2 separate regions of the Homo sapiens genome follow, and region 1 is linked to region 2. Evidence: chromatin loops called from intact Hi-C (ENCODE). Cell type or tissue: heart right ventricle. All regions are shown on one strand. Each heading gives the region's core, and the rest is flanking DNA. Links, peaks and the distances in the headings are about the cores only.

The links. Hi-C counts contacts between places; a loop is a spot of excess contacts. Peaks named below come from ENCODE experiments on the same cell type or tissue, not always from the same donor. Only the 100,000 strongest peaks of a DNase experiment are listed, where the experiment ranks them.
Region 1: it touches region 2 in a loop (4-fold over the local background); 1 of 110 quality-filtered maps calls a loop at or near these places.

The regions. Positions count from the first base shown.
Region 1 is chr7:82,416,496-82,421,883 of GRCh38, forward strand. The region is part of intron 1 of CACNA2D1 (calcium voltage-gated channel auxiliary subunit alpha2delta 1); the gene reads right to left. Among named protein-coding and RNA genes, the nearest start is that of CACNA2D1, 25 kb to the right of the region's middle. In heart right ventricle, for the core only: no CTCF peak of the experiment used is centred there; a DNase peak (open chromatin) is centred at 2,866.
Region 2 is chr7:82,471,931-82,477,318 of GRCh38, forward strand. No RefSeq gene overlaps it. Among named protein-coding and RNA genes, the nearest start is that of CACNA2D1, 31 kb to the left of the region's middle. RefSeq lists an enhancer at 1-811. In heart right ventricle, for the core only: no CTCF peak of the experiment used is centred there; no DNase peak of the experiment used is centred there.

The DNA of each region.
Region 1 (5,388 bases), core at 301-5,300, 55 kb before region 2:
AGGGTCATACTCCCTCTGAGAGCTCTCAGGGAAGATCTGTTCAAGTTCTCTCCCCTTGCTACTAGTAATTCTTTGGTGTATGGCAGCATAACTCCAGCCTTCACATGCACTCTCTATTTATAGCAATGATCCTGTGTACATGTCTGTGTCCAAATTCTTCCTTTTTATAAGGACATGCATCATATTGAATTAAGGGCCCACCCTACTCTAATATGATCTGATCCTAACTAGTTACATCTGCAAAGACCCAATTTCAAAATAAGGTCACATTCTGAAGTACTGGGGGTTAGAAATTCAACACAGGAATTTTGGGGGAGCACAAGTCAACCCATGTGGGTACTCGACAGCAGTCTCATATGTAATGCCTAAATTAGGATTGTTCTTGATATTAACGGTTTGCATAACTTGGCTACTTACAGCTGTTTAAAACTCTTAAACTGCTATTGTGGAATATAATACATAGTAATTATCCCATTTCTTAATGCACGTAAAGGAAAGAGTGATCCAGCATATGAAGAGGCAAGAAGTGTTTCTCAGTCATTGTGGTTTATTCAAGTTAATACATCTACAATCTACATATATGTATAGAAGTTGATAAATATATAGTTTCACTACATGTTACATATACACATTAGTAATATATAATCCAAATTTCCTAAAGATCACACCATATGGCAGATGTATTAGTGAGATAGCCTCAGCATAGGGCCACCACAAAATCTGTTGTCTGACCTGAACAGTTTTGAGAGTGAAAGGGCACTATTAACAATTAGGCTAGACTACAGGCAAAAACCAGAGGATTCACAGATCTCCAGGAACAAGGGAAATTTACCCCTGGACATTTGACTGTACATTACATAATTACACTTCCTGCTTTACCAAGCACTAAATTTAACAGCTTAATTTAGAAAATAATTTGAACTACCCAATTTACCTGTTTTAATAGCATACTCGTTATCAGGAATTAATGAATAAAACTCACTGATGTGACAAAACTTTAGCAAAATGCAAACACCACATCAGGATTATGAGAATCAGCCAGAATTGGACACCACTGGCCACGGAAACATGTATCATGGGTCAATTTACTATGCAGATTCAACTAGATATCTGCATTAAAGTAAAACCTTAGATCAGTGGTTTTCAACCCAGGGTGATTTTGCCCCTCACATCCAACATGACAGTAAACAAAGGGGAAGAGCCGAATTCAAATAAAATGATAGTAGGTATAGAATACACGTTTACCAAATTTGTCTGTAGTAGGAAAGGTAAAGGCAAAGATCCTTCTGCCCATTTATAAATATTGAGTACCTATAAAAAGGGGGAGATCAGTGTGTGAAAAATGCATTAGATTTTGCATATAGTGAGAATGTAACATATTTACGTTTTGTAAATAAAATGACATACAAAAAAAGTATTATGGAGAGGACAATATTAAAAGGAGACACTAACCACATCAACATGAGTCTTTCTAGTCTTTCCTAAGACAATGTATTAGACTGTTCTCAAGCTGCTATAAAGAACTGCCCAGGACTGGGTAATTTATAAAGGAAAGAGGTTTAATTAACTCACAGTTCCACAGGGCCAGGAGGCCTCAGAAAACTTACAATCATGGTGGAAATGGAATCAAACACATCCTTCTTCACATGGCAGCAGGAGAGAGAAATGAGTGCCCAGCAAAGGAGGAAGTTCCTTATAAAACCATCAAATCTCATGAGAACGAACTGAGTATCATTAGAATAGGATGGGAGAAACCAGCCCCCTGATTCAATTATCTCCACCTGGTCCCCCCTACCACAACACATGGGGATTATGGGAACTACAATTCAAGATGAGATTTGGGTGGGGACACAGCCAAACCATATTAGACAATAAGAGTAGAATGCATCTGAAATATTTAAGAGCCTCATTAATGCCAATCAACTAAAGAAGTTAAATATTGTATTATTTCTTCTTTGTAGAAAGAAGAAAAAGAAGCAGAGATACTACTTTTTGATAGAATAAAGCAAAAGATATTACTTTTTGATAGAATAAAGCAAAAATAAATAAATAAATAAAGTAACAGAGATTCTGGGCTTCCATTTTCCCTCATGTAATAGCATTCCCTCCTCACCAATGTAGACAGTGACCACTGGGATTTCTGTTTCTATAATACACCACTTTGTGGTGTCATTCTTGTAAGTGCACTGTCCTATAAGACAACAAGCATTATCCATTTACAGAAAAAGTAGACCAACAGAAACACCTGGTATTCTTTTCATACTCACCAAGATGTTTTTGGTGTATCAGAGTTCAGGCCAGCCCTATAAAATTTCAGAGCCACATATAAGACTAAACATTAGGCTGGGCACGGTGGCTCACGCCTGTAATCCCAGCACTTTGGGAGGCCGAGGCAGGCGGATCACGAGGTCAGGAGATCGAGATCACGGTGAAACCCCGTCTCTACTAAAAATACAAAAAAAAAATTAGCTGGGCGCGGTGGCGGGCACCTGTAGTCCCAGCTACTTGGGAGGCTGAGGCAGGAGAATGGCGTGAACCCGAGAGGCGGAGCTTGCAGTGAGCCGAGCTCGCGCCACTGCACTCCAACCAGGGTGACAGAGCAAGACTCCATCTCAAAAAAAAAAAAAAAGACTAAACATTACATGCCTAAAAGTAAAGCGTCACACTGTCATGAGCCTGTCCCCAAAGTAATTTTACTGTTTTGGGGTCTCTGTAATTGTACCTCTCTGAAAAAAGCCAAGCACTTTCAGCCAAGAAAAAAAAATCTTCATTAGTTTACTATGCAGCTTTCCCAGGTGAAACAAATACCCTTAGCAAGAGTGTGTGTCCATGTTAATTACAGCTTGCCCACAGGCCACCCTGGCAACTGTCCAGCCTTCCTGATATCTACAAAGCATTTTATGCACTATGCACATGGGCAGGATAGATAGCCTAATTTCCGCTCCAGACCCAGCAGGAAAGAACAGACACTAGTACCTTTCTGCTAAAGACATGTTTCACTGCAAAATTTTCCTTCAGGAAATTCACAGATCTCCAGGAACAAGGGAAATTTACCCCTGGACATTTGACTGTACATTACATAATTACACTTCCTGCTTTACCAAGCACTAAATTTAACAGCTTAATTTAGAAAATAATTTGAACTACCCAATTTACCTGTTTTAATAGCATATTCGTTATTGGGAATTAATGAATAAAACTCACTGATGTGACAAAACTTTAGCAAAATGCAAACACCACATCAGGATTATGAGAATCAGCCAGAATTGGACACCACTGGCCACGGAAACATGTATCATGGGTCAATTTACTATGCAGATTCAACTAGATATCTGCATTAAAGTAAAACCTTAGATCAGTGGTTTTCAACCCCGGGTGATTTTGCCCCTCAGGAGACATCTGATGATATCTGGTGACATTTTTTATTGTCATGACTTGAGGAGGGATTGCTTACTGGCATTTACTATGTAGAGAGAGGCCAAGGACGCTGCTAAAATCCTACATTGCACAGGACAGCGCCCCCCGCCCTTCCACTTCAAAGAACTGTCTGATCCAAAATGTCAATAGTCCTGAGGTTGAGAAATTCTGCCTTAGGTTATGTGAGAAAAATTAGTGGTTTTGCATTAATTGTGTGTTAATACTATGTTCCATAGATGCATTTTAATAGACATTAATAGTTATGTTCAGTCAAGTTTCTCTGATACGATTCTCCTACCTTGTCAAAATTATGAATTGTCACCAAATACTACACAATGAAGTACAAACAAGTTCTATAAAATTAAAATAAAATAGTCTAACATTCATCATGCTGTGTCTGAATTTAGGAGAGATGAAGGACTGGTCAGAAATATAAATGACCAGCATTCCTGATATTTTCCTGGCATCTACAAAATGCAAAACTAAATTACATGTAATGTTAATTGAGGATTCCAAAGATCTTTTAATTTCCAGTTTTCATGCATTACCAACTCATGATTTTTTTTCCACCCTTAAATATGAAACTTGCACTGCTTTTAACCTACCACATTACCAAGGTCAGAAACAGAACCACTCTCATTGTCAGATAAAAGCATGAGAAAAGTATTCACAAATGTACTTAACTAGACATAAGGTGGAAATCCAGTTCTGTCTCTTATAAAATGCTAAAAATCTTCTCTATGATACACTTTAAAAGGAATAATTGCTTTAAATGTTTTGAAGTCCTTGCCGCATTATTTATAAACAACAACTTTGCAGAGTACTTGCCTGTGATAAATTTGTATTATGTTTTACGTGGATCAAATTTTTGACCTTCAATTCAGAATGACAAAAAATAGAAAAATCATAGCGAGCAGGAAAAAAAAAAAAATAAGGCCACACCTTTCTCTAACATTGGTTGTTATTATTTAGTCCTTTATGGATAACACATAACCATCTTTTACACTTCTTCAAGTCCATATCCTTCAAAACATCTTTATTCTTCTTATCCTAATGTTCCATCCCTCAATCTAACACACGGGTATTCAGGTATCTACAATTTTATTAAAAAGCCCTTGTGCTTTATTATTACAAAATACAACATACAGGGCAGTTTTTTCCTGACCATGCTCAGCTTATCAGAACTACTTTATTATGCACCACTGATCTCTATTTAAAATGATGACTTTGTTTTATAACAGAATCTAATGTTCTAAGGAGACAGTTTCTGATGTTAGAAAGGGGAAAACCTCAGGAAGCATTCTTTCAAAACCTGCTCCATGACTTTATGCCAAGACATTGGTAAGCAAACTTTCAGAAGCAGATATCCCAGAAGCTCCTCTTCTGAAACAGTGTTTGACAGTAGCAATCACAAGTCAGAACAGAACTACGAAATAATTACCTTTTAAAAAATACAGTCTGCATTTAAATGGTCTACACAGCAGAGATTTATCTGTGCTAATAAACTCTCTTTAAAATGACATCACTAGGAAGATTCTGCTTATCCAATGGTTTGAGACAGAAGGGTTCCTTTGAATTTTAGAGGGGAGAGGGCTCAAATCATGGGTGATACATAAAAACAAGAATTTGAATTTGATCAATCAAGGAAGAGCGTTTGGGCACTGATACTCCAAAAAAGAATAAACATCATGGGAGAAGGGCAGGGAAAGAGAGGCAGATGAATACAAAGCCACATTTCATCACAGTTGATGATTGCCTCCTGCACTATGAAGAATGCTTATATCCCTTTCAAGGTGCTTACCTCCATACAGGGCTTGCTCAGAACTCATCAGACCACAGATGCGCCTTAATTCACCATCTCATTGCAAATGAGGATGGTCAGGGAAGATAAAGAGAAACACACAGAATCTTATTTCAGGACTATCTGAAGTCTACAGAATGATCTTACAGATAATTTGGAATCAACAATTC
Region 2 (5,388 bases), core at 330-5,329:
ACAAGACACTAAAAAATATCCTGCTTTTGTTCTGTAGGACACTTCTGAGCAGGTACTTCTTTCTCTTTCTTTAACAACCCTAAGCCCCTATAAAGAAAATAGTATTGGGAGAAGATTATAGAGCATAGAAAGATAAAAGAGAAAAGTGTATTAACATAGTTTAAAGGATTATTTTACCTATTGCTTGTGCAAGGATGTGTGAAAAAATTAAATTCTTTTAAATACACTGTAGGCTGCTTTGAACATTGATTTTTGTCTCATTTATTCATTGATTTAAAAATATCTACAGGCCAGGTGCAGTGGCTAATGCATGTGATCCCAGCACTTTCGGAGGCTGAGGCGGGCAGATCACCAGAGGTCAGGAGTTCGAGACCATCTCTACAAAAAATACAAAACAAAACAAAACAAAACAAAAAAATTAGCTGGGCACGGTCATGGGCACCTATAACACCAACTACTCAGGAGGCTGAGGCAGAAAAATTGCTTGAACCCAGGAGGCAGAGGTTTCAGTGAACTGAGATCATGCCACTGTACTCCAGCCTGGGTGACAAGAGTGAAACTCCATCCCAAAGAAAAATAAATAAAAATATCTACTAAGTTCCTACTAGGCCCAAGTGCTATATTCTGAGTGCTGTATATATAGTGATAGACAAGACAGATAAGATCCCTGGCCTCAATGAGAAAGGTGCTAAGAAGAAAAAATAAGACAATGGGATATTGAATAGAGCAGTAAGGATGCTTCCTTTCCCAAGTTATAGAAAAAAATAACAAAAATTTTAGTCAATAAGGATATTGATTATCTCATACAACATAAAGTTAGGGGTTAGAAGAGTTCCAGGGTAAATAATTCAAGAACTCACTTACTTCATCATTTACAGGAATTCTTTATGCTTTGCCATTTCCAACATGTTGGCCAGTCCTTTTTGCCCGCATATCCTGAGGACTCCAAAATAGCAGTCTCACGGGTCATTTTCAGACAATGATACCCTGGTAATAGGAAAGGCAGCATTCTTTTTAAGCAGTGAGATACATTTTTCTAGAAGTGCAATGCCCTGGCCCCCACTCAAAACATCCTCTGTATTATATAACATGTTTATTCCTAAACCAATCAATTGTTAATAGTCTGAGACAATGATGAATGCCTTAAAATAATCAAGTATCTTGGCCGGGCGTGGGTGGCTCATGACTGTAGTCCCAGCACTTTGGGTGGCCGAAGCAGGCGAGTCACTTGAGGTTGGGAGTTGGAGACCAGCCTGGCCAACATGATGAAACCCCATCTCTACTAAAAATAGGAAAATTAGCCAGTCATGGTAGCACTTGTTTGTAGTCCCAGCTACTCAGGAGGCAGAAGCAGGAGAATCGCTTGAACCCGGGAAGCGGGGGGTTGCGGTGAGCTGAAATCACGCCACTGTACTCCAACTTGGTGACAGAGCAAGACTCAGTCTAAAACAACAACAACAACAACAAACAAAAACTATCAAGCATCTTGCTTTGGGGTTAGAAAGGGTCCAGTCTCCCTTGAAGATCTTGTTCTTCTAGGGGATGTGAATAATATCAAGGTCCTATCATCAAAGAGTGGCTGTAGAATAAGCAACGAAAAGTCTTTGCTACAGTGAGTGGTTGAATTGGAAGGAGTGGGAGATCTGAGAAATCTTTCTGAGATAAAATTGAACCAAGATCTAACTGATGAGAAAGACACAGCCATACAGCAATCTGGGGGAAGAATATTCCAGGCAAAGTGAAGAGCAAATGAAATGGATCCAAGATGGGGAAAAGTCTGATGTGCTTGAGGAAATAAAAAAGACAGTGTGGATGAAGTTCAGAGAATATTTGGGAAAGTGGAATTAAAAAAAAAAAAAAAAAAAAAAAAAAGGACCCAGAAGCAAGTACTAGCTCAATCTACACAGTCTTGTGAGCGACTGTAGGACGCTGAGTTTTATTCTGTTGAAACTTAGAAGTCATTGGAAAATTTTTAAGCTGGAGATCTTTTTTTTTTTGAAACAGAATCTCACTGTTACCCAGACTGAAGTGCAGTATTGAAATCATAGCTCACTGCAGCCTTGAACTCCTGGGCTCAAGCAATCCACCTGTTTCAGCCTCACAAATGGCTGGTATTACAGGCATGAGCCACCATGCCCGCCCAAGCCAGAAAAAAATGTTAAGCCATTTAAAAACAGTCACTTTGGTTGCCATGTAGGAATGAGCCACAGTGAGGCAAAAGTAAAAACATTTAAGAAACAAATGTAGCAGAACAGGCAAAAAATCATCATAGCTAGTACAAAAACACTGTATTAAAGATGGCAAGGAGATGCCAGTTATATTTTGGGGTATTGCTGACATGACCTACCAATGGTTTGTTTGTCAAGGATATGAAAAGAGACAGAAATAAAATATAAGTTTTGGGTTTAGAGCCTGAGCAATTGAGTTGATATTTGCACCATTAACTGAAATGGAAAGTTCTTGAGGAGAAACTGGTTTTGTTGGGCTGAAGAAAATCAATAATTCTGTTTTGGACATGTTGAGTTTGACATTCCGATTACATCCTAGGAGAAATATGAATACAGAATTGGCCAGCGATCTGGACAGGGTTTTCAGCCAGAGACAATTTGGGTAATTATAATATGGATTAGATTTTAATTTGTGGGACTAGATGAGATCATCTAGAAAAAGGGAGATGGAGAAGAATTTCATCTGAGAACATACTAAAATTTACAGTTTTGTCCTATGAATCAAGATTAGCAAAGCATCCTAAAGAGGAACTACCAATAAGGTAAGAGAAAAGCCAGGATACTGGAGCATCTTGGAAATCAAGAGAAGGAAGTGTTATATGATTGAGAGGTAGTCAACTGGTCAGTGCTGCTGAGTGATAGAGTGAGAGAAAGACATAGGCTTTGGAAAATGGAAGTTGTTGAAGACTTAGATAATAGCCTTTAACTTAGCGAACTCTGTGTAAATAGTTGTTGAGTTAAAATGCTATTCTGGTCTGTCTTATTTTTTTATCTCAACACTGTCCCAAATTCCAATTATGATAAATATCTAAAATATAAACATTTTTAATACAGCATAATACATATTTTGCTTTAATGTGGCCTTGATGATTAGCCATTCTTAAAAAGACTTGATTAAACATATTGTTGGGCATAATTCTCCGAAGTTCTCTTAGATTTCTGTACATCTTGCTAGTGGAGGAACTTATAGCCTTTGTTCTGAACTCTTCCTAAAAATGTTTGTATAGGGAACAACCCTGAAAGATGAAGATGGTGTCTTCTTCTGGAGAAAAAACATGTTTGTTTATTGTTGTGTATAAATATATCTGATGTATTCTATATATGGGGGAAAGGCCAGTCATGCTTATTGTCCATTAGAAAGGATCTGTTTCCTAAGCTCAGAATTTCTCTCCAATAACGTAACCCACTACATGTATGGATAGCATCTATCCCATTTCTTTTTTTTTCTTTTTTTTTTTTTTTTTTTTTGAGACAGAGTCTTGCACTGTTGCCCAGGCTGGAGTGCAGTGGCACCATCTCGGCTCACTGCAACCTCCGCCTCCTGGGTTCAAGCAATTCTCCTGCCTCAGCCTCTCGAGTAGCTGGGATTACAGGTGCACGCCACCAGGCCCAGCTAATTTTTGTATTTTTAATAGAGACGGGGTTTCACAATGTTGGCCAGGATGGTCTCGATCTCTTGAGCTTGTGATCTGCCCACCTCGGCCTCCCAAAGTGCTGGGATTACAGGCATGAGCCGCTGGCACCCAGCCCATCTGTCCCTTTTCTAATCTGCCTGTGGGAATTGGCGTATAGGCCTAAAATGATAATACTCTGGTATCAGCTAATACAATGAGTAATAAAGTTCTTTTTTTTGGACCTAGGAGTCTCATGTCTTCCGTTAGCAACCAAAAATTGTGGCAAGCCAACATGATAGCTTGCAAGTACAGTAAAATTTCCCATCCTTGGCAGTACTTGACACATAAATGTATCTCAGTGATCTAAGCTAATGAAAACAATTATTTATTTTCAGCTTATAATATTTAGTCTCCATAATTATTCCATTACATAGTTGTTGCTGTTGTTTTTTTGCCCTGTGACAACTTAAAACATTGTACACTTTCAAGCCTTACCTATATGACTTTGGCTGCTATTTCCACTAGGAAAGGAACTGTTCCTTGTGGACATTTGGTATAAAGAGGTATCTTGAACAGACATAGAGTGAATATTATAATAATATATCTAAAGATCTCCACAGTTTCTATCAAACTTTACAGCTCATATTCTACTTTTTTGTAACTAGAAATAGAAATGGAATTATGATGTTTTGAAATTGATACACTAGTTTCTGTGAAAAAGAAAAAATAAGTACTGCCATTGTGTTGTAACAAATATTGCTTCTGTAATACATGATAGTTTATTTTCTCCTTCACACACTCAGAATAATAAATTACAGAGCTAGAAGAATCTCAGAGAGCATGATTTCTAATGCCTACTTTTACATATGAAGAAAGGAAAACTGAAGCATTAGTTGCTTAGTTAGTTATATTACCAGATTGAATTTAGACTTCTGATTGTCAGCTAATTTTTCCTGTCACAGTGTTTTATATACCTATTCCCTCTGAATTCTGTCCTCTGTTAATCCCTTAGTGTGAAGAAGGAGGAATGTTCTGAAAAACAATGTATAGTGGCAAGAGAAATAATGTGGCAGATAAATGAGCCAAAAAGGGTCAAGTTTATGGCTGAGGTTCCTCAGTCACCAATGGCCAGCTATCACCAGCAAATTCTACTAAAAACAAAATGAACAGCCCAAACTGGAATTTGTAAATTTGATCACTTAAAACAAATCCCATTGACCAGAAATTCAGAGAAATTGTTACGAGCAAGTCATCAACAAATTAGCAATGCCAGACACAATTTCAACATCCATTTATTCCTTTAATTAATTCCCCAGGCAGGTCAACTGAAAGAATAAATCACATGAGTCATTTGTCATTAAGTAGGACAAAAGCTCAGGATTTTGATTATTTATATACATACGTAGTTTTTTCCTTTGCAACATATTTTTTAGGCATTACATACATAGAATAAGAATCCTTCTGCAACTAGACATACAGCAATACTTTTTAATAGATTATAAATCAATTTTAGATTTCATCCAGTTTGTCTATGTTTAATTTTCCCTGCAGAGAAGGTACAAATTTAAAATTTATATCTTATACAGAGTAACATTCTTATTTGTTTATTTAATGGTCTAAGATTGATTATATTTCTTCTTTTGAATCTATTAAAAAGTGAACAAACCTCCATTTCATTTTTTCCTTTTATGTGTAATCTTGTTTACAACTCTATGTTTGTTGAGCCCACTTGATTTTAAGAATGATTGATTCCCTATCTCCAACGA